Regions from separate parts of the Homo sapiens genome. Here all the other regions are linked to region 4. A link is a loop called in an ENCODE intact Hi-C map of the cell type or tissue named here. Cell type or tissue: CD4-positive, alpha-beta T cell. All regions are shown on one strand. Region 1 has its middle 7.5 kb from the start of PRR29. Region 2 has its middle 19 kb from the start of TEX2. Region 3 holds the start of SNHG25 (small nucleolar RNA host gene 25). Region 4 holds the start of GH1 (growth hormone 1). Region 5 has its middle 8.3 kb from the start of ICAM2. Region 6 has its middle 12 kb from the start of SCN4A. Region 7 has its middle 3.7 kb from the start of ERN1.

The links. Hi-C counts contacts between places; a loop is a spot of excess contacts. Peaks named below come from ENCODE experiments on the same cell type or tissue, not always from the same donor. Only the 100,000 strongest peaks of a DNase experiment are listed, where the experiment ranks them.
Region 1: it touches region 4 in a loop (5-fold over the local background); 52 of 110 quality-filtered maps call a loop at or near these places.
Region 2: it touches region 4 in a loop (18-fold over the local background); 46 of 110 quality-filtered maps call a loop at or near these places.
Region 3: it touches region 4 in a loop (4-fold over the local background); 90 of 110 quality-filtered maps call a loop at or near these places.
Region 5: it touches region 4 in a loop (6-fold over the local background); 89 of 110 quality-filtered maps call a loop at or near these places.
Region 6: a loop joins it to region 4, with 4 times the contacts of the local background. A loop is called at or near these places in 52 of 110 quality-filtered maps.
Region 7: it touches region 4 in a loop (8-fold over the local background); 90 of 110 quality-filtered maps call a loop at or near these places.

Annotation. Positions count from the first base shown.
Region 1 is chr17:63,988,896-63,992,895 of GRCh38, reverse strand. No RefSeq gene overlaps it. Among named protein-coding and RNA genes, the nearest start is that of PRR29, 7.5 kb to the left of the region's middle. In CD4-positive, alpha-beta T cell, a CTCF peak has its summit at 2,321 (motif pointing right); a DNase peak (open chromatin) is centred at 2,295; H3K4me3 peaks cover 518 bases.
Region 2 is chr17:64,280,506-64,284,505 of GRCh38, reverse strand. No RefSeq gene overlaps it. Among named protein-coding and RNA genes, the nearest start is that of TEX2, 19 kb to the right of the region's middle. In CD4-positive, alpha-beta T cell, CTCF peaks have their summits at 2,178 and 2,377 (motif pointing right); a DNase peak (open chromatin) is centred at 2,365.
Region 3 is chr17:64,143,612-64,147,611 of GRCh38, reverse strand. It overlaps TEX2 (testis expressed 2), which reads left to right. Exons shown (of 12, transcript NM_001288732.2): 12 at 1-385. It overlaps SNHG25 (small nucleolar RNA host gene 25), which reads right to left and starts at 1,642. Exons shown (of 2, transcript NR_132278.1): 1 at 1,612-1,642; 2 at 1,303-1,382. SNORD104 (small nucleolar RNA, C/D box 104) reads right to left here and starts at 1,534; the gene lies at 1,455-1,534. It overlaps SNORA50C (small nucleolar RNA, H/ACA box 50C), which reads right to left and starts at 1,273; the gene lies at 1,141-1,273. RefSeq lists enhancers at 1,214-1,423, 1,401-1,955. In CD4-positive, alpha-beta T cell, no CTCF peak of the experiment used is centred here; DNase peaks (open chromatin) are centred at 981 and 1,781; H3K4me3 peaks cover 2,488 bases; H3K27ac peaks cover 2,245 bases.
Region 4 is chr17:63,917,119-63,921,118 of GRCh38, reverse strand. It overlaps GH1 (growth hormone 1), which reads left to right and starts at 2,280. Exons shown (of 5, transcript NM_000515.5): 1 at 2,280-2,352; 2 at 2,613-2,773; 3 at 2,983-3,102; 4 at 3,195-3,359; 5 at 3,613-3,916. The coding sequence starts at 2,343. The coding sequence ends at 3,810. It overlaps LOC112268204 (a long non-coding RNA gene), which reads right to left. Exons shown (of 3, transcript XR_002958148.2): 2 at 3,475-3,522; 3 at 3,193-3,329. RefSeq lists enhancers at 109-158, 179-268 and a promoter at 1,793-2,286. In CD4-positive, alpha-beta T cell, CTCF peaks have their summits at 1,535 and 1,735 (motif pointing left); a DNase peak (open chromatin) is centred at 1,708.
Region 5 is chr17:64,026,894-64,030,893 of GRCh38, reverse strand. No RefSeq gene overlaps it. Among named protein-coding and RNA genes, the nearest start is that of ICAM2, 8.3 kb to the right of the region's middle. In CD4-positive, alpha-beta T cell, CTCF peaks have their summits at 1,635 and 1,835 (motif pointing left); DNase peaks (open chromatin) are centred at 1,813 and 3,343.
Region 6 is chr17:63,983,080-63,987,079 of GRCh38, reverse strand. No RefSeq gene overlaps it. Among named protein-coding and RNA genes, the nearest start is that of SCN4A, 12 kb to the right of the region's middle. RefSeq lists an enhancer at 1-215. In CD4-positive, alpha-beta T cell, no CTCF peak of the experiment used is centred here; a DNase peak (open chromatin) is centred at 1,799; H3K27ac peaks cover 866 bases.
Region 7 is chr17:64,131,814-64,135,813 of GRCh38, reverse strand. No RefSeq gene overlaps it. Among named protein-coding and RNA genes, the nearest start is that of ERN1, 3.7 kb to the right of the region's middle. RefSeq lists enhancers at 2,161-2,210, 3,806-3,865. In CD4-positive, alpha-beta T cell, CTCF peaks have their summits at 1,853 and 2,053; a DNase peak (open chromatin) is centred at 2,033.

The DNA.
Region 1 (4,000 bases), 72 kb before region 4:
CTGTTTGATGTTCCTGTTTCCTCCTCCTACAGACAAGCTTCCTCCACACATGTGTGAAGGAGACACCATGGCTCCTTCAGACACATTTAGAAACTCCCAAGACGAAAGAGATTGTCTTTCCTCTAATCTCAGTACACATAACTCCCAGGGAAGGACTAGGATTGGTTCAGCTTGAGTCTTGTCCCCAGGTTTTGGATGAACCACTATGGCCCAAAGGATTGGCCAGAGGTGGGTAACATGCCCTTCCGTGTGTTAGGGGAGGGGGTCATCCTTTAAGCAGCAACTCCACAGAATCACATACTTGGATGGAGTAGGAGAGGAAGCCACTTCCCAAAGGAAGGAGTCAAGAGAGGGAAGCATTCGTTCCCCTTAGGTTGTGGAGAAAAAGCCATATTTAACATACAGCTTTTTTTGTCCAATCATTCCCATCCCTAGTCCAAAGGCACTTTGTGCAAATTAGAAAAATTAGCCCCTTCCCCTAGGCGTTTTGCTGCCATCTTTCAGAACATTATCATCTTAAGTTATACTAATCTACACTGACTTCAAATGTGCTTGGTGCCCAGAATTGTGTAGTATGCAACCCATGCAACTGAATGTAGCAGCCCTGCCCGCTCGTATGTGGTAATCCCCTTCAATTAGTCCAATTGCTCTTTAAAAAAGGTCTTGCCCTGTAGAGCTTTGGGCAGTGGAGAGGCAGAAACCAAGGAGTAGAGCCATAAATGGGAATGACAGCAGCTCCTACCCCCTCTTCTCCCATGCCCACAGACAGGGAGCAGCGGCCCAGTGATTATCGGGGTGGTGACCAGCAGTCCCAGATGGTGACCAGCAGCAAAGTGAACTGAAGCCACAGCAGGGCTCAGGGTAATGAGAGGGCCCCCGAGGAGCAGCTTCAGGAAGACAGCATGAGAAGGAAATGGGAAAAAACATTTTCTTTTCCTCCGAACGCTAGAAGAAGCAGACCCTTGCAAAGAAGAGGTGGGGCTGGGCAGGCACTTGGATTACATCAGCGATGAAACTCCAGTGGGTAGGAGTGGGTATGTGTGTGGCTGTAGTTGTCGGTATCTGGGCTTGTGCTGTGGTGTGTGTACACACATGGGCACTTGGTAAGAGTCTTGTGTCTGTGCAATATGGCGTTTGTGTTGCTGGGGGCACAAGTGTGCCTCTGGGCGCATATAGAAGCCGTGTGTGTGTGCACAAGCCCGCTCTGCGGGTGCGAGCATGTTTGGGCGTGTCTCTTCAGTGAGCAGAACCAGAGGAAGAACCATGTGCATGTGCCCCTCCACTTACCATGGGCTCTGTCCCAATAAACCCATCATGAAGTTGAAAAAATCCTAAATGGTCCAGGCACTGTGGCTCACGCCTGTAATCCCAGCATTTTGGGAGGCCGAGGTGGGCGGATCACCTGAGGTCAGAAGTTTGAGACCAGCCTGGCCAACATGGTGAAACTCCATCTCTACTAAAAATACAAAATTAGCTGGGTGTGGTGGTGGGCACCTGTAATCCCAGCTACTTGGGAGGCTGAGGCAGGAGAATCACTTGAACCTGGGAGGCAGAGGTTGCAGTGAGCCAAGATGGCACCAAGGCACTCCAGCCTGGGCAAAAAGAGTGAAACTCCATAAAAAAAAAGAAGAAAGAAAGAAAAAGAAAGGAAGGAAGGAAGGAGAAAGAAAGAAAGAAAGGAAGGAAGGAAGGAAGGAAGGAAGGAAGGAAGGAAGGAAGAAGGAAAGAAAGAAAGAAAGAAAAAGAAAGAAAGAAAGAAAGAAGAAAGAAAGAAAGAAAGAAAGAAAGAAAGAAAGAAAGAAAGAAAGAAAGAAAGAAAGAAAAAGAAAGAAAGATCCTAAATGGAACCATCACAAGTCAGGATTCTCTGCATAGAGAACACCAGCGTCACACCTAGGTTTAGAAAACAGCTCTGGGGGTGTGAGGCAACTCCGTGGGGACCACAGGCCACAGACAGAGGAGGGCTGGGCAGAGATGGGCATCGGGCCTGGCAGGAACTTCTTGAACCACGGGCAGGCCTGGCCCCCAGGAGGGGCTCGGCAAGGACTGAGGCTGTGTCCACAGGGTCTGGGCGGAGCTGCTGTGGGGACGGGGGGTGGGCAGCGCCTCCCCAGGCCTCCCTATGCTTCTGTCGAAGGCTGCTCTGACCTGGGCTCAGCTCACTCGGGGCCCAGGGCAGCTGCCGGAGCTCTGGGCTGCCAGGAAAGATGGTGGCACGGGACTGCCAAGGCTGACGGATTTGGGAGAACAACGGTTGGGCGACAGAACTCCCCAGGGGTTTCTCCAGCTGGCAGCCAGGGGGCACTTCATAGCGGCTCCACCAGGGGTCACCAGAGCCCCAGAGTGGAGGGAGGAGGTGGGGTCCATCAACCTGGCCCCCAGCACAGCCCTCCCTCAGCCCGGGACGGATGTCCAGCCAGGGGGGTGGGCGTGGGGGTGGAGAAGGGACCTGGATATGTCTGTGTGGTCCAGCTAAACAGCTGGGGGCGGGGGTGTGCATGCACTTGTGTGTGTCTGGTGTGCGATGTGAGGGTACGGCTGTGGGTGTATAGATGGGCATACGCTTGGCGCACATCTAGTGACCATGCTAGTGGTACTTCTCCACATGAATGGGAGCATGTCACATGCATGAAATCCATAAACACAGGGGCATGGCTGTGTGTGCGCGTGTGTGTGTGTGTGGAGTGGGTGTGGGTGTGTGTGGCTGTAGGAGTGGGTGTGGCTGTGGCTGTAGTTGTGGGTGTGAGTGTGTGTGCTTGTGCTGTGGTGTGTGTACACACAGGCAGGCACTCAGTAAGAGTCTTGTGTCTGTGCAATATGGCATTTGTGTTGCTCAGGGCACAATGTGACTGTGGGCACAACTAGAAGCCATGTGTATGTGCACAAGCCTGCTGCGCGGGTGTGAGTGTGTTTGTGCGTGTGAGCTGGCGGCATGTGTGTGAACGGGTGTAACAGCAGAGGAAGCATCTGCGTGAACGTATGAAGGGTGATTTGCACATGACTGAGCCTGTGGGAGCACAGCTTTTGTGTGGGTGCGTCCGTGAGTGTGCACTCGAGTGACTGTGAGAGTGAGCCAGCGACTGTGTGAGTGTAAGCCAGCGCGTACCTCAGGAGTGCTTCTGGGAATAAGTGTGGAGATTCGAGTATGAGATGAGCCTGTGTAAACTGTCGAGGTTGGGAGAAGAACCACCTATGTGGGCTAATACATGTGTCCCAGTGAGTGAGTGTTTGTGTGCCCTTGTGAATGGGTGCGTGTGCCCGGGAGTCTGTCACTCCTGGAGCAGTGAGGCTGGAGCCCAAGTGGTCGCAGGCTGAGCCCAGAGTACACCCGGCGAGGGAACTGTGGCTGAGGCTCCCACCTGAAGATTGGCCCAGTCCTCAGGTTTCACTCATGACCCTGTGACATCAGCGGCAGCAGCTGTCCTCGCCGGCCCGGCCCCCCAGCCAAGTCCCCCAGAGTTCCAGCCCCAGCCTGAGGTGGGCACGGCGCTCTGGGCTTGTCAGCAACCGCTCTGCTCCCGTCCAATAGTGAGTACTGCACCCCCACACCCGCCCCAGGCCGGGTACCCCGAGGGGCAGGCCACCCCGAGGGGCAGGACTCTCTGGCCCCAACCCCAGCCTGGCTCCAAGGAAGTCACCACTTTGTTCTGGGTACTGCTGACCGCCTGCCCACTCTGCGGCCCGACCCTGCTCTGTCCCGCAGCCTCTGCCGAATCTTCTGGTGCCTGGACCCTCTCTCCAGCCCCAGACTTGCCTCTCTCTGTCCCGTCATCGGTTCCCTCTGCCCCGGCCTGGCGAGCTGTCCTTGCCCTCAGCAAGGTTCCTTGTTCTGGTCACAAACAGCCCAAGGGCTAAGGCTCGGCTCCGGAGGGGCATGGGTGACCCAAGGGACACAGAACGGGGCTGCAGTTTCTTCAGGAGAGGAGAGCAAGGAGCCGAAACAGTGACTTTGCTTGGCCTGTTTGCATGGCTCAGAGGCAGGGCTGTGGGGGGAGGAGTG
Region 2 (4,000 bases), 360 kb before region 4:
GTGTTGGAGGCGAGGCCTGGTGGGAGATGTCTGGGTCATGGGAGCGGATCCCTCATGGCTTGGTGCTGTCCTCGTGATAGTAAATGAGTTCTCAGGAGATCTGGTTGTTTAAGTATGTGGCACCCCTCACAACCACCACTCTCTCTCTTGCTCCTGCTCTGGCCACGTGACATGTCTGCTCCCGCTTCATCTTCAGCCAGGAATAAAAGCACCCTGAGGCCTCCCCAGAAGCCAAGCAGGTGCTGGCACCATGGTTGCACAGCCTGCAAAACCATGACCCAATTAAACCTCTTTTGTAAATTACTCAGTCTCAGGTATTTCTTTATAGCAATGCAAGAATGGCCTAATACACCAGCTTTGGTCTCTGGACTACTAGAAGCATCTGAGTACCACAGCGGTGCCCACTTTGGAAAACCCTATTCTATGTCATCACGTACTGGTCATACAAATTGAGACACTGCCCTAGTCATTACAACCAGCCTTGGCTGTCCCTAAATCCCCCTCAGGCACCCACTACTCATCCTTCCCTAGAGAGATCACTTCTATAAATGACACACATCATCCATGACATGGGGATTCCACCTGAATTTACTTAGGGGAATGGTTCAAACCGTATATTTTAACTACACCCGGAGATTCTTCTTCAAGATTCCTTTAAGCGTTTGTCTTAGTCTGTTCCTGCTGCTATAACAAAATACCTTAGTCTGGGTGATTTATAAATAGTAGAAATTTATTTCTCACAGTTCTGGAGGCTGGAAAGTCCAAGATCAAGGGATTGGCAGATCCAGTATCTGGTGAGGGCTCCATCTCTGCTTTCAAGATGGTGCCTTGTTGCTGCGTCCTCCAGAAGAGACAAATGCTGTCTCCTCACATGGTGGAAAGGGAGAAAGGGATGAAAAGGACAAATAGGCTCCCTTCAGCCCTTTTATAAGAACCCTAATCCCATTCATGAGGGCAAGGCCCTCTGACCTAGTCATCTCCTAAAAGCCCCACCTCATGCATTGGGAACGAAATTTCAACACACATTTCGAAGAGACACACACATTCAAACCACAGTAGGGTTGTTCCTTTTAAACATTATTTAAAGGCACCCATATGTATGTAATAATAATAAGGGGGGCTGGGCACGGTGGCTCACGCCTGTAATCCCGGCACTTTGGGATGCCGAGGCGAACAGATCACTTGAGGTCAGGAGTTCGAGACCAGCCTGGCTAACATGGTGAAACCCCATCTCTACTAAAAATACAAAAACCAGCTGGGTGTGGTGGCACGTGTGCCTGTAGTCCCAGCTACCTGGGAGGCTGAGGCAGGAGAATCGCTTGAAACCAGGAGGCAGAGGTTGCTGTGAGCAGAGATCACACCACTGCACTCCAGCCTGGGCAACAGAGTGAGACTCTGTCTCAAAAATAATAATAAGGGCTTGGGGCTTTACCTATATTAAATAATTATGATTAAATGTAAATATAAGTGTAATTAAATTATTACACTAAATAGTCTTCACAACAAGCTTGAGAGCTGGGTATGAAGATTATCATGTTCTTTTCACAGATGAAGAAGCTGTGGCTCAGCAGGTTTGGGGGCAGAGCCAGGAGGAAATCCGCCATCTGCCTCCAGAGCCCTGCTTCGATGACATGTGTCACTCTTGAAACAATGCCACACTCTGGAGGAAGTTTTCCAGATTCCTCCGGAAGAGGACAGAGACTGGCAATTCCGGAAAGGTCATCTAGGGAGTGCCAGGTCCCCAAACCCACTGAGCCTTTGTCAATTACAGATCCCCAGGGCCCCCCACCCCCGACCGCCTGCGTCAGGATTTCTGGGCAGACACAACAAAATTATGTCAAAGCGCCCCAAACACTTCAGAGCCAAGTGGCCCCGCAGCTGGTTTAGGGGCCTTCCAGAACAGTTGGCCCCGGGGGGATTCGATGTGGGTGGAGGACGCAGGTATGGGTTCCTCTCGGACCACCCTCTCTCAGGTGGGCTTCCAGCGGGCAGGGGCCAGCTTTTCTCTGCACTAGTGGGTGGGCTTGCTCCTCTCTGTACATTGGACACAGTGGAGACAAATTTCCGGAAAGGCTCAGGCTGAACACAGGATAGCCCTAAGGGTGGGCTAGATTCATGGAGAATGTATCGCGGACTAGTCAGTCATATAAAATACTTGAGCCATATTTTTGTTCACCTGAGGTCAATTCCATGAGGCCCCTGGGATACCCACTGGGCCCATAGAAGCCCCAAGATAAAAGTCCCAGCGTAACATTTTTGCTACTTATGGAGCTATACCATTGCTTGTTTAATTCTTCCTTGAAATTTTTTTTTTTTTGTCTAAGAGTAGTTGCTTAGTTTGACCACGAGGTAGCGCTAACGGGCTTGGTAGCCAATGGACGGGGGCGTGGTAAGCCTTGTGGACTTAAGAGGAAAATCTCAACATTGCCCCTTTATTAATTAATCAAACCTTGGATTTTTTCCCCCCATTCTGCACTTTCCAAATTTTCTGTATTGAGTTTGCATTGTTTTTACAGAAGCAGAATAAGGGCAGGGGTGGGGGACGATAGAGAATCACTACGCAATGATAATCTGTTATTTTGACATATTAACTTTAGACACTGTCTTTATGTGGCTGTAGTTATAGGATATGTGTATTTGTTTTATTGGAGTGCAGTGGCATGATCACAGCTCACTGCAGCCTCGACCTCCTGTGCTCAAGTGATCCTCCCATCTCAGCTTCCCAAGCAGCTGGGACTACCGGTGTGTGCCACCATGCCCAGGTAATTTTTTTGTTTTTAATTTTTTGTTTGTTTGTTTTGAGATGGTCTCGCTCTGTCACCCAAGCTGGAATGCAGTGATGCGATCTTGGCTCACTGCAACCTCTGCCTCTCAGGTTCAAGGGATTCTCATACCTCAGCCTCCCAAGTAGCTGGGACTACAGCTGCATGCCACCATGCCCAGTTAATTTTTGCATTTTTAGTATAGACAGGGTTTCGCCATGTTGGCCAAGCTGGTCTCGAACTCCTGACCTCAAGTGATCCACCTATCTCGGCCTCCCAAAGTGCTGGGATTACAGGTGTGAGCCACCCCACGCAGCCTGTTTTTATTTTTTTGTAGGGGTCTCTCTATGTTGCCCAGGCTGGTCTCCAACTCTTGGGCTCAAGCGATCCTCCAGCCTCAGCCTCCCAAAGTGCTAGGATTATAGGTGTGAGCCATCAGGCCTGGCCTGTTTTATCATTTTTAAACTTGACTTTATAATTTTTTATGTTACTACAAGTTCTTCATGAACATTTATTACTGCACATTTTACAGTGACCATATATTGAGGGTTCACTTGGAACCATGCAAACACTTTGCTGTGTTAGGTGCATTTTTGTGTAGCCCTCACAATGGGAGGGCCTAACCCATGAGGTGGGTATTATTATCACCCATATTTTATCTGTGAGTAAAATGATGCTTCAAGAAGGCAGGTCACTTAATAGTAAATAAATGGAGGAGTGAGTCTGTCTAACATCCTGCCTTTCTCTAACCACAATGCTATTTCATTGAGTATGACCACGACTTAATTTACCTAGTGTGCCCATTTAATTTGGCCACATTTCATTATCAATAGCACTGCAGAAAATATCTCTATGTAGAAAGTTTATTCTGCATTCAGGAAATATTTATAGAAGTGGACTTGATAGCCTAAACATTTTGAAGACTCTTGATAAATATTCAGTGCCAAATATGAAGAAAAAAAATCAGGAAAACTTAACTCTGGCTGGCTATTTTATGATATTAAGAATTATTGTTACTTTTTCTAGGCATGCTAATGCTGTTGCGGTCGTATATTTTTAAAGATACACAATGAAGTACTTACAAATGAAATAATATATTTGGAATTTGTTTGAAAATGCAATTGAGACAGGACTAGGGAGCTGATGAAAAAAGATTAGGCATGTGTTGCTCATTGGGTTACGGGAATCACAGGCATTGATTCCGCCGCTATCATCTCTGCTTTTGTGTCTATCTGAGA
Region 3 (4,000 bases), 230 kb before region 4:
GTCCTGGTCACTGGTCTTTATAATTGTTGTGCAATAACTAAAGGCTAAGGACTAGATGCACTATCGTGTAAAGAGATTACACATGACTGTACCATGTTGCACTTAATCAAATAGTATGTGGGGATTTAAAATCGCTTGCATTGTTTCACAAAATAAATATCTCAATGTCAAATACTAGATAAGCATCTAAGTCATTTCTACGGAATCCTGTTCAGATAGGGGCACAATAAAATGAGTACAGAGCACCGGGGCCCTCACCTGGCAATCGCAGCTTTCATTTACTGCGTTGATCACTGCCCAGTCCTAAGGCTACAAAGCCATCCTCACTACATCCTTCAAACTATGTGCCATTATCTTCAGCCCACATTTAAAGAATCCAGTGAAAGTTCGTAACTGAGGGGGTAGGGCAGTGGTGCTCCTGGGCTGCAGTTTACACCCTTCATTGTCTAGTATAATGTTAATTCGGGACACCTTCATTCATCGAATGTCCATGTAGTGAACGCATACGTGCATCCTTGCCCACCATTGCTGCCCTGTACTCAGAACTGATGCACCTTTCACTGGAGCCCTTGTGGAAGATCTTTTACCAATCACTGAATCTGGACTGTGTAACTAGGTGTCTATGTTGTCCCCAACCATATATAAAATCTAATTCACCTTCACAACCGCCCTATAATTTTGAACTGTTTAGGAGTGACAGATTAACCTGCCCAAAGCTTTAGTCCCATGCTTGTCAGTACTCCTGCATGGTTATTTGTAAACAGGTCGATTACCCTTTAGTCAGGAGTTAACTCAATGCAGTTCCACACCGAATCTGTTTATGTCAAGTACACAACAGCCCTGCAGACGCCATTCCACGCTGCCTTCAACTAAATCTGCGCGTCTGATGGCAGACGCGACAGCCTGGGACTTATGTCGAACTCACGGCGAAGGCACAGCGCGCGCGATACACTCAGGGAAGGCTGGGCTGGGGAACGTATGGGAGCAGAGGGGCACTCCTTACGCATCAAGAGTCCGCGTATCCCCGTCAGCCACCGCCCCCCTAACACGCCATTCCAGCCTTGGTATTACGGATTGAGGCCTGTCGTGGCAAAACAGCTGGAAAATTGCCCAGCCTAGCAGCCGGACAGTCAGGTTACTTCTTGTCGCTCGCGGTTAAAAAGGCCGCCCGCGGGAGGCCAGGCGGCCCCAGTTATGCGCAAGCACATGCTCTAGCGCTGCAGATTGACCCCCGGCGCCACGAGGAAGCTCGGCGGGGGCTCAAAGACAGCGCGTCGCCAACGACACACACCGACACCAGGGTTGGGTTCAAACCACTTTATTGACGGGAATGGGGTGGCAAAGCAGCAAGGACGATGACATCCGACGTCCTCGGCTGGGAGCTACAAGAACGAGAGTGATAGATCAGCGGGTGTGCGCGCGCCCGCCCGCCAGCCCCCTCCCAGCTCCGCTCGGGCAGGCTCAGACTCCAGTTCGCATCACCCGCGTCAGCAGTCTAACACGTGCTTTAATTGGAATGTCATCACAGCAGGCCGGCCCCCCTACGCCTCCCTGCTCCCGAGCCACGACCTCCGGGGCCCACCCAGCCAGACGACCCGCCAGGAATACAACCTGACCTCCCGGAACCTGCAGGCGCTGAAAGACAGGGGAGCGTCGATGGCGTTCTTTTAAAGGAGCAGACCAGCGCTGATGGGCGGGCTTTACTGCCATTAACCAATAGCAAGTTCACCTTGCGACCACGTGCGCGTAAAGTTGTCTGGTGACTGGTAGTCCTTGCTGAGTCCTCCAGAGGATAGATGGGTCACATACCAACCATAGAGATGGGAGTCGCTCAGTCTCAAATCCATTTGCGTTTCAGCGACTCCACCGCCAGCTGGTAATGAGCGCATCTCTCCGCAGTACGCAAAAGAAAACTTCACCAAGAGCAGGCGACGATGATGCCTAACTTGGATGACATGTTCTGTGCCAGGAGCTAGGATAGGAGTTGAGAATGGAAAGTTAAAAACTGTCCCCAAGTGCAAAATAACCTGTCGTGGTAGAAAGAGCTTGTATTGAAAATGGACCGATCTGCACCACATCCTGACTTTGTGATGCGTTCGCTCTGTGACCTTGCTCAGTTAACCTTTCTGAGATTCAGTTTCTGGAAATTAGGAATACCCCCCCGCCGCCCCCCCCCAACACACACACACCGCGAAAAAAAAAAATTGTAAGGATTCGGTGAATTAATGCCAATTGCCTGGCACATTCTAAGTGGTAAACAAAGGTATTTAAAGGGCAGAGTGATGTGAAAAACTTCCTGGGATTGCAAAACTTTAATAAATACTAACATAGCGCTATGAACAGCCTACTGTAGAAGCCCAAAGGACAGAAAGCCTGACTTTGGGAAAGCTTCGCAGAGTTGATTGAGCCTGTTCCCCGGACATACAGGTGGATGAATGATAGTTTGCTTAACTGGGGGAGGACACAGTACACCAGCAGTCACAGTCGCCGGTTATCTTTATTGCCTCCCTGTTTTCCTTGGGAATTCTTTTCCTTTTTTTCCTCTTAATACGGAAAATTTATTGTTTTGTGTGTGTGTGTGTATGTGACAGTGAAATCATTTCACCCTATGGGTTTGTAGTTGAATGGGCTCTTATTTTCCTTATTTTCTATATAGACTTTAAATTCAAAAAATTCCTCTTTGGCCGGGCGCGGTGGCTCACGCCTGTAATCCCAGCACTCTGGGAGACGGAGGCGGATGGATCAGGTCAGGAGTTCAAGAACAGCCTGGCCAACATGGCGAAACCCTGTCTCTACTAAAAATACAAAAATTAGCCGGGCGTGGTGGCAGGCCCCTGTAATCCCAGCTACTCAGGAGGTTGAGGCAGGAGAATCGCTTGAACCCGGGAGGCGGAGGTTGCAATGAGCTGAGATCGCGCCATTACACTCTAACCTGAGCAACAGAGCGAGACTCCATCTCAAAAAAAAAAAAAAAAACCTCTTTAATCCAAAGCAATAATGACTTTGACAAGTGTTTAGTAGTCTCTATTTATTTTTGTTGCTGTTTTAACTTTCGTTATCTCAACATTTATTACATTATGGTACAGTTTCCGCATTGGGCAATGTATGAAAGTTTTCTTTGTGACCTAAAATATCAGTTTTTATAAGTGTTCCACAGATTGTTGAAACGAAGATGTTTTCACTATCAAGTACAAACATGGTATAAAATATTTATTTATTAATTCAACCTTAGTTGTGTTGTAATTACATTGTCCACAGCTCTGCTTTGTGTATTATGTACTTGCTTGGAAGTTGGCTGTTGGCTTTGATTGTGATGTGTTAAGATTATGCCTCAAATACCAAATGCCAGTGAGGATGTGGAGCAACAGAAGCTTTGCTCCATTACTTGTTTCGTTTTGTTTTTTGAGACAGTCTCACTCTGTTGCCCAGGCTGGAGTGCGGTGGCACAATCTTGGCTTACTGCAACCTCCGCCTCCCGACTTCAAGCAATTCTCCTGCGTCAGCCTCCCCAGTAGCTGGAATTACAGGCATGCACAACCATGCCTGGCTAATTTTTGTATTTTTAGTAGAGATGGGGTTTTACCATATTGGCCAGGCTGGTCTCAAACTCCTGACCTCATGATCCTCCCGCCTCAGCGTCCCAAAGTGCTGGGATTACAGGCGTGAGCCGCCGCGCCCGGCCTGCTCTTTTCTTTTCTTCTCCTCTTCTCTTTTCTTTTCTTTTCTTTTTTGAGACAGAGTCTGGCTCTGTCGCCCAGGCTGGAGTACAGTGGCACTATCTTGGCTCACTGCAACCTCTGCCACCCGGGTTCAAGCGACTCTGCTGCCTCAGCCTCCCTAGTGCTGGGACTACAGGCACGGACCACCATGCCCGGCTAATTTTTGTATTTTTAGTAGAGACGGGGTTTCACCATGTTGGCCAGGCTGGTCTTGAACTCCTGACCTCAAGTGATCCACCCGCCTCAGCCTCCCAAAGTGCTGGGATTACAGGCATGAGCCA
Region 4 (4,000 bases):
ACTAGCAATGAATGATAGACATGGTCTCCATTGCTCAAGGCTCTGGGAAGATCTAGACTAGAGAAAACGATCACCGACTTCTACCCACACCTGTGGGCCTCAGTTCTTCCCTCTGGTCCATGGTTACCACAGTAACCCCTTGTAAAGGTGTTTCCCCAGGGGTCCCTAGAGTCCTCTGAGTCACCATAATTCTGGGTCAACAGAAATGGAGAGGTAAGAGGAGACACTCCCCTGCCCTGGCTGGTCCCACGTGTTCATGGCAGTAACCTGTCTGGGGAGCCTCGCCACCCCTGTGTCCACCTGCAGAGTTATGCAGTGGTCCCCAACTAGGGCCCCTGCCACCCTCATTCCTAAGGGAGGCTGGAGACTTCTTCCATGGCCGAAAATCCACATCTAAGTCCCCGGCACTAGCAAAAAGGCCCTGTCATGGGGGCTCCCTGCCCCAGTTGAGATTGGAGGAACATGGAAGAAGCTAAAATAACTAAATAACTCAGTAGCATCACACTACCTGCTCTGGAGAAAAAAAAATTTAATATTATTATTTTTTGTTTTTTGAGATGGAGTTCTGCTCTGCTGCACAGGCTGGAGTGCAGTGGCGCAATCTTGGCTCACGGCAACCTCTGCCTCCTGGGTTCAAGTGATTCTCCCGCCTCAGCCTCCCGAGTAGTTGGGATTACAGGCTCATGCCACCACGCCCAGCTAATTTTTGTACTTTTAGTAGAGATGGAGTTTTGCCATGTTGGCTAGTCTGGCCTTGAACTCCTGACCTCAAGTGATCCACCCACCTCAAAGCCACCCAAAGTTTGGGGATTACAAGCGTGAGCCACTGTGTCCGGCCTGGAGAAAGGACTTTAAATGACGCAATGTAGGAAGAGCAAGGTTGTGGAGATCTGCTGCCCTGGCTGAGGTAGCTCATGCAATCAGTCTCTCTGAGCCACAGTCTCTTGATCTGTGAAATCGGAAGAAAATAATACCTCCTTCACAAGACAAGTGGCAGGTCAGATGTGAGAATGCACAGGCAGGCCCTCGGCAACTGGAAAAGCTCTATACAGATCTGAAAAGGAGGAGGAGAAAAAAGAGGAGGGGCTTCCATGGCTGGACAGGGCATCTTTCTTTTTCTTTTTCTTTTTTTTTTTTTTTTTTTTTTTGAGGTGGAGTCTTGCTCTGTTGCCAAGGTTGGAGTGCAGCAGCACGATCTCCGCTCACTGCAAGCTCTGCCTCCCGGATTCACGCCATTCTCCTGCCTCAGCCTCCCGAGTAGCTGGGAATACAGGCGCCCGCCACTACGCCCAGCTAACTTTTTTGCATTTTTAGTACAGAGTGGATTTCACCTGGTTAGCCAAGATGGTCTTGATCTACTGACCTCGTGATCCGCCCGCCTCGGCCTCCCAAAGTGCTGGGATTACAGGCATGAGCCACCGCGCCCAGCCTGATAGAGCATCTTTCGGCGTGATGTGTTCTGAGTTCCAAAGCTGAGGAAGAGACTCAAATCTTCAAGAGCTCTTCTAACTTTGAGATTCTCTGATGGTTTCAGGGCTATGGGAGGAAGAGCTTGTGGTCCGTGTCTGCTCCCGGGATTTCTGTTTCTTGGTTTGTGTCTCTGCTGCAAGTCCAAGGAGCTGGGGCAATACCTTGAGTCTGGGTTCTTCGTCCCCAGGGACCTGGGGGAGCCCCAGCAATGCTCAGGGAAAGGGGAGAGCAAAGTGTGGGGTTGGTTCTCTCTAGTGGTCAGTGTTGGAACTGCATCCAGCTGACTCAGGCTGACCCAGGAGTCCTCAGCAGAAGTGGAATTCAGGACTGAATCGTGCTCACAACCCCCACAATCTATTGGCTGTGCTTGGCCCCTTTTCCCAACACACACATTCTGTCTGGTGGGTGGAGGTTAAACATGCGGGGAGGAGGAAAGGGATAGGATAGAGAATGGGATGTGGTCGGTAGGGGGTCTCAAGGACTGGCTATCCTGACATCCTTCGCCGCGTGCAGGTTGGCCACCATGGCCTGCGGCCAGAGGGCACCCACGTGACCCTTAAAGAGAGGACAAGTTGGGTGGTATCTCTGGCTGACACTCTGTGCACAACCCTCACAACACTGGTGACGGTGGGAAGGGAAAGATGACAAGCCAGGGGGCATGATCCCAGCATGTGTGGGAGGAGCTTCTAAATTATCCATTAGCACAAGCCCGTCAGTGGCCCCATGCATAAATGTACACAGAAACAGGTGGGGTCAACAGTGGGAGAGAAGGGGCCAGGGTATAAAAAGGGCCCACAAGAGACCAGCTCAAGGATCCCAAGGCCCAACTCCCCGAACCACTCAGGGTCCTGTGGACAGCTCACCTAGCTGCAATGGCTACAGGTAAGCGCCCCTAAAATCCCTTTGGGCACAATGTGTCCTGAGGGGAGAGGCAGCGACCTGTAGATGGGACGGGGGCACTAACCCTCAGGTTTGGGGCTTCTGAATGTGAGTATCGCCATGTAAGCCCAGTATTTGGCCAATCTCAGAAAGCTCCTGGTCCCTGGAGGGATGGAGAGAGAAAAACAAACAGCTCCTGGAGCAGGGAGAGTGCTGGCCTCTTGCTCTCCGGCTCCCTCTGTTGCCCTCTGGTTTCTCCCCAGGCTCCCGGACGTCCCTGCTCCTGGCTTTTGGCCTGCTCTGCCTGCCCTGGCTTCAAGAGGGCAGTGCCTTCCCAACCATTCCCTTATCCAGGCTTTTTGACAACGCTATGCTCCGCGCCCATCGTCTGCACCAGCTGGCCTTTGACACCTACCAGGAGTTTGTAAGCTCTTGGGGAATGGGTGCGCATCAGGGGTGGCAGGAAGGGGTGACTTTCCCCCGCTGGGAAATAAGAGGAGGAGACTAAGGAGCTCAGGGTTTTTCCCGAAGCGAAAATGCAGGCAGATGAGCACACGCTGAGTGAGGTTCCCAGAAAAGTAACAATGGGAGCTGGTCTCCAGCGTAGACCTTGGTGGGCGGTCCTTCTCCTAGGAAGAAGCCTATATCCCAAAGGAACAGAAGTATTCATTCCTGCAGAACCCCCAGACCTCCCTCTGTTTCTCAGAGTCTATTCCGACACCCTCCAACAGGGAGGAAACACAACAGAAATCCGTGAGTGGATGCCTTCTCCCCAGGCGGGGATGGGGGAGACCTGTAGTCAGAGCCCCCGGGCAGCACAGCCAATGCCCGTCCTTCCCCTGCAGAACCTAGAGCTGCTCCGCATCTCCCTGCTGCTCATCCAGTCGTGGCTGGAGCCCGTGCAGTTCCTCAGGAGTGTCTTCGCCAACAGCCTGGTGTACGGCGCCTCTGACAGCAACGTCTATGACCTCCTAAAGGACCTAGAGGAAGGCATCCAAACGCTGATGGGGGTGAGGGTGGCGCCAGGGGTCCCCAATCCTGGAGCCCCACTGACTTTGAGAGCTGTGTTAGAGAAACACTGCTGCCCTCTTTTTAGCAGTCAGGCCCTGACCCAAGAGAACTCACCTTATTCTTCATTTCCCCTCGTGAATCCTCCAGGCCTTTCTCTACACCCTGAAGGGGAGGGAGGAAAATGAATGAATGAGAAAGGGAGGGAACAGTACCCAAGCGCTTGGCCTCTCCTTCTCTTCCTTCACTTTGCAGAGGCTGGAAGATGGCAGCCCCCGGACTGGGCAGATCTTCAAGCAGACCTACAGCAAGTTCGACACAAACTCACACAACGATGACGCACTACTCAAGAACTACGGGCTGCTCTACTGCTTCAGGAAGGACATGGACAAGGTCGAGACATTCCTGCGCATCGTGCAGTGCCGCTCTGTGGAGGGCAGCTGTGGCTTCTAGCTGCCCGGGTGGCATCCCTGTGACCCCTCCCCAGTGCCTCTCCTGGCCCTGGAAGTTGCCACTCCAGTGCCCACCAGCCTTGTCCTAATAAAATTAAGTTGCATCATTTTGTCTGACTAGGTGTCCTTCTATAATATTATGGGGTGGAGGGGGGTGGTATGGAGCAAGGGGCAAGTTGGGAAGACAACCT
Region 5 (4,000 bases), 110 kb before region 4:
GATCAAGGCCATCCTGGACAACGTGGTGAAACCCCATCTCTACTAAAATACAAAAAATTAGCCGGGCGTGGTGGTGCATGCCTGTAGTCCCAGCTACTCAGGAGGCTGAGGCAGGGGAATCTCTTGAACCCAGGAGGCAGAGGTTGCAATGAGCTGAGATCGCACCACTGCACTCCAGCCTGACAACAGAGCAAGACCCCGTCTCAAAAAAAAAAAAAAAAAAAAAAAAGAAAAGAAAAAAATACAGAGGAGCAAATGGTAGAATGGTAGAAGAAGCCCAGTTGGTTGATGCGTCTTTGATGTTCACCTCTTCTGGACCACAGCCTTCAGACTTCTTGTGTGAGAAAAAAATCTTACTGACGGAGCTGCATTAGTTTGTTTCTACTACATGAAGTGAAACCAATTCCCAATCAATGCACACGGGAAAGCTGAAAATAAAGACATAGGACCTGGGCGCAGTGGCTCACACCTGTAATCCCAGCACTTTGGGAGGCCAAGGTGGGTGGATTGCTTGAGCCCAGGAGTTCAAGATCAGCCTAGGCAACATGGTGAGACTCCCATCTCTACAAAAAAAAAAAATACAAAAATTAGCTGGGCATGGTGGTGTGTGCCTGTAGTCCCAGCTACTCTGGAGGCCGAGGTGGGAGGATTGCTTAAGCCAAGAGGTGGAGGCTGCAGTAAGCCGTGATCGGGCCACTGCACTCCAGCCTGGGTGACAGAGTGAGACCCTGTCTCAAAAAAAAAAAAAAGAAAAAAGAAAACACACACACACACACACACACACACACAAACCATAGAAAGAGAGACGGAAAAGCTCAACACTGTTCAACACTGTAAAGATGTCATATGTGACCTCAATAAAAATCTGAATAGGTTTCTTGTAGAATTGCATAAAGAACAGTAACCAATGACTAGGAGAGCTCTGAAAAAGAATAATATTAGGGCATTATCCTTCCAAATGCTATAATATTATAATTAAGACAGCATGGGCCGGACACGATGGTTCACACCTGTAATCCCAGCACTTTGGGAGGCCAAGGCGGGTGGATTTGCTTGAGCCCAGGAGTTCAAGACCAGCCTGGGCAACACAGGGAGACCTTGTCTCTACAAAAAAATACAAAAATTAGCTGGTGTGGTGGTGTGCACCTGTAGTCCCAGCTGCTTGGGAGGTTGAGGTTGAGGTTACGTGAGCCTGGGGAGGCCTAGGCTGCTGTGAGCCATGATGGTGCCACTGCACTCCAGCCTGGGCAACAGAGTGAGACCCTGTCTCAAAATTTTTTTTTTTTTTAAATAAATACATAGAAAAAGATGTAGCAAACAAATATTAACAAAATGCTGGTTTAGCAATACCAATCAGATTCTATAGAATTCAGACAAGATCAGGCATGTTCAGAGTGCTATGGCTGGCTATAGACAGAATTCAAAAAGAAAAGGATTGAATGGGACAGAAAAAGATATTTCATTTTTATCAAAAAAAATAACTGAATAGAACATATAAGGCACGAATCCTTAGACACCTAACAACATAGCTTCAAAATATATAAGGCAAAAACTGAACTACAAGGAAAAATTGTCAACAATGGATATTTTAACCATTTTTCTCACTGATCAAATAGACCCCCAAAAATTTAAGATGTGGAAGATTTGTACAGCACAATTAGAAAGACCGATCAAATAAATGGTAAAATATTTTCATAACCAGTAAGTGGGGTCCAGAAATACAACCATATGATTTGCGGAGCTGCCTTATTTTGAGGTTAATGAGTGGCCTTGGAGAGCCTGCACAGCTGGGGTTCCCCATCAGCCCAGGCCAGCTAGGTTTAGTGCCACCTGGTGGCAGTTGTCTCCTCCAGAATAAAACACTTAACCTTTACAAGGTGGAATATGTTTTTATTTATATTTATATATTTTTTGAGACAAGGTCTTGCTCTGTTGCCCCCCTAGGCTGGAGTGCAGTGGTGGGATCACAGCTTACTACAGCCTCAACCTCCTGGGTTCAGGTGATCCTCCCACCTTAGCCTTCTGAGTAGCTGGGACTACAGGCAAGTGCCACTATGCCCAGCTAATTTATAAATTCTTTTTTAGAGATGGGGTCTCATTCTGTTGACCAGGCTGGTCTCAAACTTCTGGGCTCAAGCAATCTACCTGTGTCAGCCTCCCAAAGTGCTGGAATTACAGGCATGAACCATCGCACCTGACCAGAATATGGTGGTTGTTTTTTTTTTTAATCTTCTTTGTGCTTAGTTCAGATTGTCTTTCATGAATATGAATTACTTTAAGAATAAAAAACTACATTTTTCTAAGCCCCTACCCTTCTTGTCTATAACATGAAGAAGGCAGTTTGAATGAGCCCTAAGATTCCTCTAGCTACACAGGGCTACGAGTCGGCACCAAACAAGCCTCCCAGCTCTTGACATTGGCTGCACCGACTCTCCTGGTTTATAGCTGCATCTGCTCCAGGGCCCTCAAGCTTGTGGCCTGGGCTGAATCACCCTCTGCTCTGAGCCTGTCATTGTTTCCCAGGCCTTTCCCATCTCAGGAAAATTTTCCCCAGTGTTATCCTCTCCCTCTCTCAGCCCCAGGTCTAATTCATTCCTTACTTTTTTTTTTTTTTTTTTTTTGAGACAGAGTCTTGCTCTGTTGCCCAGGCTGGAGTGCAGTGGCGTGATCTCTGCTCACTGCAACCTCCACCTCCCAGGTTCAAGTGATTCCCCTGCCTCAGCCTCCCTAGAAGCTGGGATTACAGGTGTCCGCCACAACCCCCGGCTAATTTTTATATTTTTAGTAGAAACAGGGTTTCACCATGTTGGCCAGGCTGGTCTTGAACTCCTAACAGGTGATCTGCCCACCTCAGCCTCCCAAAGTGCTGAGATTACAGGCCTGAGCCACTGCACCTGACTGTCCTCTACTTTTGTAGAACACATTACTCATCTCTTTGCTCATCATTTTCCCCCCACAGATTTGGACTCACCAGTTGACACATTTAGGGCAATTTCCCAAAGTTTATATCTCCAAATATTAATTCCAAAGCTATTAAATTATTTAAAAGGCCTCAATCACCAAATCTGGGAAATGCCAGATTAAATAAAAGTTCCATATTTACAGCAAGACTTTTCAGAGGCTTTTAACATGACAACAAAATATTCTCCAAGAGGAGATATAACACATTTATCTCCAATTATTGCCTTTGATTTAAAAAAATCAACAAAGGAAGTATGTTTGTTATGGCAAAGACAATGCTATATTTTCACCAAATCTTTTTGCATTTTCCTCTTTCTGGGTACTCAGGAAGACAACACTCTCAGCCACCACTGCAGTTAGGTTGGGGCCATGTGACTAATTCTGGCCAATGGGAGTAGAAGAGACATGTGTTGCTTCTGAGCCACAGTCTTGAGGAGCAGAACACGCTCCTCCAGCACCTTCTCCCTTGGACACAGTGATCGGTGATTGTGGAGGCCTCCCAGCTACTCGGGAGGATGAGGCACTAGAATCGCTTGAACCCAGGCGGCAGAGGTTACAGTGAGCCAAGATCGCGCCACTTCATCCAGTCTGGGCGACAGAGCGAGACTCCATCTCAAAAAAAAAAAAAAAAAAAAAGTGTGTGGCACCTCCTGCTCCTGTTGCTCCTGCTTTCGCCGTGTGATGCATCTGCTCCCTCTTTGCCTTCTGCCATGATCGGGAGCTTCCTGAGGCCTTCCAAGAAGCAGATGCTGCTACGCTTCCTGTACAGCCTGCAGAACTGTGAGCCAATGAATCCTCTTCCTTTATAAATTACCCAGTCTGAGGTATTCCTTTACAGCAATGCGAGAACGGCCCACCTCCTTCTTCCGGGGCTGCAGAGGGAAGAAACTGAGGGATAAAGAAGGATGATGGTGAAAAGAAAAACATTTTAAAACCACAGCTACTGCTTAGCACACCTGCTCCTCCCCTCCCACGGGTGAACCATGCCGGCCTCTCGATGTGGCAGAGTGGGGAAATATTTGTTTTTTATTTATTTTTT
Region 6 (4,000 bases), 66 kb before region 4:
GGCCCTCTGCCAAGAGCCCTCGCGTAAAAGGAAAGAGTGAAACTCCAATAGTTGCTGGCCCCCATCCTGTTTTTGAACTGGATTGTGAAACCAGGCACCCCCACCTACCCCATAGGTGCTTGAAGGTCATGGTCCACCTCCTGATTAAGAGCCCAAGTTTCTTTCAAACCCTGAGGGCCAGGCTTCCAATCCCAGTTTACTATGTAAATACCATCTGGTGAGTTACTTATCTCCCCTGTCCCTCAGTGTCCTCATCTGTCAAATCGGGGTGATAACAGGATCAGGGTGAGAATTTGATGTGCTCGTGGACATGTGAGGTGCCTGGAACAGTGCTTGGCATGTAACCAGCTCTACATACGTGTTCAACAGTATTATTGTGGCTATTGCCAGTCTGTGACCCTGACATAAAATGTCTCATCCCAGGGAAAAGAAGAGAGAAAGAGTTACAAGAAGGATGGCTTTGTTCAGTTCTGGGCACCCTTCGGAGCTGGGGGTCAGGGATGGGCTTTTTTTCCCTATCTGGTCTCCCTTGGGTGAGGGACCTTTTTTTTTTTTTTTTTTTTTTTTTTTTTTTTCAGATAGAGTCTCACTCTGTCACCCAGGCTGGAGTGCAGTGGTGCAACCTCGGCTCGCTGCAACCTCCACCTCGCAGGCTCAAGTGACTGTCCTGTCTCAGCCTCCCAAGTAGCTGGGATTACAGATGTCCGCCACCACACCCAGCTAATTTTTTTTTTTTTTTTTTTTGTATTTTTAGTAGAGATGAGGTTTCACCATGTTGACCAGGCTGGTCTCTAACTCCTGACCTTCAGTGATCCACCTGCCTCAGCCTCCCAAAGTGCTGGGATTACAGGCTTGAGCCACCATGTCCAGCTGGGTGAGGGTCCTTCTATAAAGTGGACTGCAGAGCCCCTTCCATGAGGGCCTGTGGTTTGCAGATGTGGCCATGATGGCCATGACGCCAGAGCGGCAGAGCAAGGTCCTTCCAGCCCACCTTTCAGTAAGCTCTGCTGTCAACACTTAGCTTTTTTTGAGGTTGGCAAGTTCGTGATCAGTCTAGCTTTGGAGAAGGCTCTCCAAAGAGTAGCTGGGGAGGAAACACCCCTGGAGTACTTTCTGCAGTGGAGGACTTTCCCAGAGCGAGCGGCAGGGCGCATCTCCTGAAGGGGGCGTGCTCGTGGTCGTGGGAGCAGGGGAGCTGGGTGTCAGCCTTTCCTTCCTCCAGGTTTCAGGCTGTTACTGAAAAGCCTCTTCTCTAGTGCTGGTGACTGTGCCCCCAGCTCCCCTGTCTCAAGTCGGGAGGACTCGAAGGCCACCCTCCCTGGATGGCTGGGGACAGATGGAGGGAATGGGGAGCCAGGTTGCCTGGAGTTCTCCAGGCCCAGGAACAGGTGTGAGCAGGCCTCTTGGTGGCCTCTCCGTGGACCCACTGCTTTGAGGAGCAAGGAGGGGAAGGGAGGTGGCTCTATGTTCAGGGGCGATGTGTCTAAGGGCAGGGGAGGTGGGCTTAGATGTGTGTGTAGAGGATGTACACACACCAGTTTGGGGGGCCATCATGCTCAGGGGCTCCTTAAAAAGATCTGATGCCAGGCATGGTGGTACACACCTGCAGTCCCAGCTACTTGAGAGGCTGAGGCAGGAGGATCAACTGACCTCAGGAGTTTGAGCCCATCCTGGGCAATATAGTGAGACCATATCTCTAGAAAAGATTGTAAAAGAAAGATCCAAGCCAACAGAGGGCAGGAAGCCCTGGGCCTGAGTGGAACAAATTAGCCTCCCCACCCTTTTGAGCAGCTGGGAAATGACTCATAGAGGCAATGAGTGTGTGTGTGTGTGTGTGTGTGTGTGTGCGCGCGTGTGTGTGTGTGTACACTGGCGAGGGCATGTGCATGCATCTAAGTAGGCCATATGGGGGTCAGGGGATATATGAGGGTGAATTGGTGCAAATTGACCTGTGGTTCTCTTCCCCCCACTGACCCCTCCCACACACAGCTCCCAGCACAAAACCCCAGGAGGCCTGAGCACGACCCTGCCAGGGCCTACCAGATGCCGACCCCAGCCCACACCTCTCAGGGGCTTGGCCCAAGGATCTGGTCTGCCCTTCGAAGGGGATAGATGGTTGAGAGTCAGGCCAGTCCAGGGAGCAAACTGAGTGGGACCTCAACCTGGGCGGGCCCCGTGCTGAGGGAGGGCAACTATGCCCAGCCGAGTTCCCCAAGGGGCTGGAGGGAGGCCGAGTCTGTAGTAGCAGGCGCAGGGGCTTGGCATGAGAGAGAGCTGCGTTCAAGACCTGGCTCCACCGCTGGTTAGCTAGGATGATGAAAGCGAAGTCCCTGGGACAGTGCCTGGCACGTGATAAGCTCCAAATGAACATGTCCATGATAACTTTTCATCTAGAAATATTTCTCAAGCCTCCACCTCATGGGCCTGTGCACGTCAGCACTACAGGTGACTGCACGGAGATTTGGGGGCCAGAAACCAGCCCCTCCCACGCTATGGAAAATCTTTCCCAAGCTGACTGAAGCTCAGAATTCCACATCTTACAACAAATTCTTTTAACTTAAGGCTCAGACTTGGGAGGAGAAACCCACTCTGGAACCTTGTGTCTGGGGAGAAAAGGCTTCTGGGGCCGACAGATGAGCTGGGAGAAGTTAGTGGGAAGTGGGCACGGTGCCTGAAACCCAACCAGCATGTTTGTGGGCTTTTATTTCATCAGAACTGAGCCTGCTAGAAGCACTCTGGGTAGAGGAAAAGGGTCAGGTTTGGGAGAGGAGGAAGAAAGTTGGGGAAAAACTAACCAGTTGGCAGGGTGCGGTGGCTCATGCCTGTAATCTCAGCACTTTGAGAGGCCGAGGCAGGTGGATCACTTGAGTCCAGGAGTTCAAGACCAGCCTGGCCAACAAAAATTAGCCACGCATGGTTGTGGGCACCTGTAATCCCAGCTACTTGGGAGGCTGAGACTGAGAGAATCGCTTGAACCCGGGAGGCAGAGGTTGCAATGAGCCGAGATCGTTCGTGCCACTGCACTCCAGCCTGGGTGACAAAGTAAGACATTGTCTCGAAAGAAACAAACAAACAAAAACAAAAAAACTAACCAGTGTTCTTGGAGAGCCTTTGGAAATTGTCAGGGAATGGGGCTGATAGTGAAAGGAGGGCCTGCCCATGCATCCTGAATAGGAAACCAACCATACAGTAGGTGCAAAATAAACATGGCCACCACTGTTACTCTTATCCCTTGGGTAGAACAAGTTATTAGGCCAGTTGAATCAGGAGCTTAAAACAGGGAGGCTTGTTCTGACCCAGTGAGCCCCCATGGAAAATGCAATCAGCTTTAGCCCACCCCTCACGCAGGAGCCCACCCCCACATCACCCCAATTGGTTTCCGGAACTCTCTGGGCCTCTGAGTGTCTGGAGGTTTCCATCCGAGGCTCCTGGCTCCAGGCCTCCCTCCAAAGTCTCTCAGAGCAGATTTCCTCTGCAGAGTGTCAGGCCAGGAGGGGAGGGCCACCTGGGGTGACTTCCTCTAGGCCCCTGCCTGCCAAGGCACAGGCCACTCTTCCTCCTTTCCAGGCCCCAAGCGCTGGCAGAGAAACAATACAGCTACCCCCTTCCCGTCCCCACCCACAGCCTGCCCCAGCTGAGAAAATGTTGTGACTTGAGACTTACAACCCGGGGGACATAGGGATGGATTTTTCACTCCTGGAGCTGGGCCATAGCAGGAACACAGGAATTTGGGAAGTGGGCCACCCGGATGCCCGGTGCTGTCTTTGGCCAGGAAAAAGAAGTCTGGTCTGTTTCAGACTCCCAGGAAGTTCCAATTCTGAGCCCCCACTGCAGGTGAAGCTTGGGGGTGGGGGTGGGGTCTCCACTGGCCACAGATGGCACTGGATCATTTTGCTCCCAATCCATAGAGAAAACAGCTAGATCCTTGTGGGTGGCTAGCAGCTTTGCTAGAGATGAAGAGCATGCTTGGTTGGCAAGAGGGGAGGTGGCTGGTGCCTGA
Region 7 (4,000 bases), 210 kb before region 4:
CTGACCTCCTGATCCGCCCTCCCTGGCCTCCCAAAGTGCTGGGATTACAGGCGTGAGCCACCGCACCAGGCCAAATCCCAGCACTCTGGGAGGCTTAGGCAGGCTGATTGCTTGAGCTCATGAGTTTGAGACCAGCCTGGGCAACAAAGTGAGACCCACTCGCCTGGCATCTACAAAATATAAAAAAATTAGCTGGGTGTGATGGTGCCTGTCTGTGGTCCCAGCTACTCCAGAGGCCGAGAAGAGAGGATGGTATGCCCCTGGAGGTTTCAGCCTGGGAGGCAGAGGTTGCAGTGAGCCTAGATCACACCACTGCACTCTAGCCTGGGCAATAGACGCAGACCCTGACTCAAACCCCGTCCCTACCCCCACCCCCTGCCCCCCAAATAAACCACACAGAATCTGGAAGGAGGAAAAAAAGCAGAGACACAGGAGGAAAGCCAGAAAATGGTAATATCCAAGGAGGAAAAGTTCAAGAGAAAAGAACCCTTAATATACCTGAATTGAAAAGAGGCCCGGTGGCTGGGGGGAAAAAAACAAACCCAGGAATTAGGTCCAAAGGGATTTTACAAGAGGAAGAATGTTTATGAAGTGCTTGAGAGAAGTTTCCAGAGAGTTCTGTGGAATTAAGCCAGACCTCAGGGGATTAGGACGGCCTGGCCAGTGAGGAAGTGGAGGTACTTTGAGAGATGGCCGTTTCCATCTTGGTGCTGCCTTGGCCCTTTGAGAATATTAATGTATATAAACTGGGGACACGGATACTTTCTGTGGCGGTGTATAGACTTGGCACAAATGCGTGTGAAATACAACACCCAGAGACAAGTGAACAAATAACCAGTCAGGATTAGCCTAAGCTACCCCACAGGGTAGAACCTGGGAGTGGGGTGGTGAGTGATAGGTAGCGGGGCAGAGGCCTTGTCTCTTAAAATTAAATAACATCCACTACATCAGGCAAAGGTCATGGTCTTAGAGTAAAGATAAGACAAGATGATACCATAAAGCATGTAGTTGCACATTTCCAAACAGCAAACAGCCAATAAAAAAGATAATAAGAAATAATCACTTTTTACTCCTTATGGTATAATGTGAAAAAAAAGAAATAATCACTTTTGCAACCTAAGAAAGTGTGTAGTGAGTGGGATTCTGTGGTAAAGGGAAGTTCTTAAACAAGTGTCACAATCTTTTCAAATCCAGTCATCCTAGAACAGGAAAAGCCAAAGTCCTATTTACCTAAAAACCAAAGTGTTCACAGTGAGAACAACTTTTAAAATGTCCCTTAAACGTGACGGGAGGACGGAGATGAGAATTTAGCTTGCTATCAGAGACTCTTGCTTCATTGTTTTTTGTGTTTGTTTGTTTGTTTGTTTTGAGACAGGGTCTCGCTCTGCTGCCCAGGCTGGAGTGCAGTGGTGCTATGACAGCTCACTGCAGCCTCCACCTCTCAGGCTCAAGCAATCCTCTCACCTCAGCTTCCAGAGTAGCTGGGACTACAGGTGTGCACCATGGCACCTGGCTAATTATTTTATTTTTTTGTAGGGACAAAGTGTCACTATGTTGCCCAGACTGGTTTCAAACTCTTAGGCTGAAGATACCCGCCACCTCAGCCTCCCAAAGTGCGGGATTACAGGTGTAAGTCACAGCGCCTTGCCCCTTTATGGTTGTATTAATATTTATCCCATAACTACTTCCACACACTCTGTAGGTTCAGTTCAAGAAGCAGCAGCAGCGATATCACTAAAAACAACAACAACAAAAAAACTGACTTGATTTATTCTGATAAAGATACTATTCCTTTGAAATGTTACTGGAGTTTTCAACCATGACCTTTCTTTCTGGTTTTACTAGATTTTTCTTTCAAGTCTCCGCCTTCAAAGGTATCTATCCTGTCACTAGCTATCTGCAAATCAACCTCACAAGCATTTTTAAATGAGATTTTGAAGGGTTTTAAACACAAATGAGACAGGCACAAGCTCCTTTTTTGGGTCATAATTTATTACACTAGAGGGCGATATTTGCTAAACTAAAAGGGATTCATGGTTGCAGGGATGAAGGCTGGACATCATGATTGAGCTGGAGCCCTGGATCTTGACTGCCTTCAGTGTACGGTGGAAACTGCAAAACGCACAGGTCTCTGGGCTCTGCCCCTGGACATTGTGAATCAGTCAGGGAAAGGGGTACAAGAAGTTATTGGAAATATGTTTTTAATTTCTTTTTTTTTGTTTGTTTTTTGAGATGGAGTCTCACTCTGTCGCCCAGACTGGAGTGCAGTGGCGCAGTCTTGGCTCACTGCAACCTCTGCCTCCCGGGTTCAAGAGATTTTTCTCCCTCAGCCTCCCAAGTAGCTGGGACTACAGGCGCACACCACCACGCCCGGCTAATTTTTGTTTTTTTAGTAGAGACAGGGTTTCACCATGTTGCTCAGGCTGGTTGGTCTTGAACTCCTGACCTCGTGATCCACCTGCCTCGTCCTCCCAAAGTGCTGGGATTACAGGTGTGAGCCACCATGCCCAGCTTTTTATTTCTATTTTTTTGAGACAGGGTCTTGCTCTGTCGTCCAGGCTGGAGTGCCATGGCACGATCAAAGCTCACTGCAGCCTTGACCTCCTGGGCTCAAGCCATCCTCCCACCTCAGCTTCCCAAGTCACTGGAACTACAGGTGTGAACCACTATGCCTGACTAATTTTTTGGTTTTTTGTTTTTTTTTTTTTACAGAAACAGGGTCTCACCATGTTCCCTAGGCTGGTCTTGATCTCAAGCAATCCTCCTGCTTCGGCCTCCCAAAGTGCTGGGATTACAGGCGTGAGCCACCATGCCTGGCCTGGAAATCTGTTTTTTGTTGTTGTTGTTTTGTTTTGTTTTTTTAGCTCTCCAAGTTTGGGAACCAGTGGTTTAAAGGGAAGTGAAAATAAGATTTTCTCCCACCTCCCCATAGTCAGATCCTGCTGTACTTCTTTGTTGAATCTGATGTATATATGTTTCTTACACTGGTGGAAAAGAGGCCTTATCTTTACACTAAGACCATGACCTTTGCTTTATTCAGTGGATGTTATTTAATGTGACTTGCAGAAAGGTCATTTACTGCCCATTTGCAGGTCTTTTATATGGTCAGGTCCACTTCAAAGGCACCCTACAAAATATTCCATTTCTGTTTGTGTTTATCAGTGCTATCAGCTTTTACTTTATCATAAGCAAAAAGCTGCCTAAAGAAGTACTTGACTGTAGAGCAAGATTATGGGCAATGCCACCATAAATAAAACCAGTGCTTATCTGTCTGGATTGCCAATCAAGTGAAGAAGTGCATGAAGCATGTGGACGATGCATAAGAAATTCAGAGAATGGGGCCGGGCACAGTGGCTCACGCCTGTAATCCCAGCACTTTAGGAGGCGGAGGTGGGCAGATCACGAGGTCAGGAGTTCGAGACCAGCCTGGCCAACATGGTGAAACCCCGTCTCTATAAAAATACAAAAATTAGCCAGGCGTGGTGGCAGGCACCTGTAATCCCAGCTACTCGGGAGTCTCAGGCAGGAGAATCGCTTGAAACCGAAAAGGCAGAGGTTGCAGTGAGCCACGATCGTGCCACTGCACTCTAGCCTGGGCAAAAGAGTGAAACTCTGTCTCAAAAAAAAAAAAAAAAGAAAGAAATTCAGAGAACATGTAACAGTGCAATTAAGCCCTGGGGATTTGGTCCAACTGAGTGTAAGATAAATAATACCTAACTGTCCAGGCTTCTTGGAACAGATTTTTTTTCTTTCTACGATCTTTAAAACTGATTTATGAGTGAAATTGAGGTCAGCATTCCCCTTTGTGTTTCATCTGCTGATGTTACAGGGTCACAGTGACATTTTGAATTGTAAAAGGGCTGCCAGAGTTCCAGTACAGCAAATTTTCCCCTCCTAGACTTACTCTGTTTGAGAAAAAGCACCAGAGGGGGGGATGTGAAAGTGACATTTTTCAGTCAAGCTTCTCTTTTAAGTCAAGTATACAGGGTCTAACAGATGC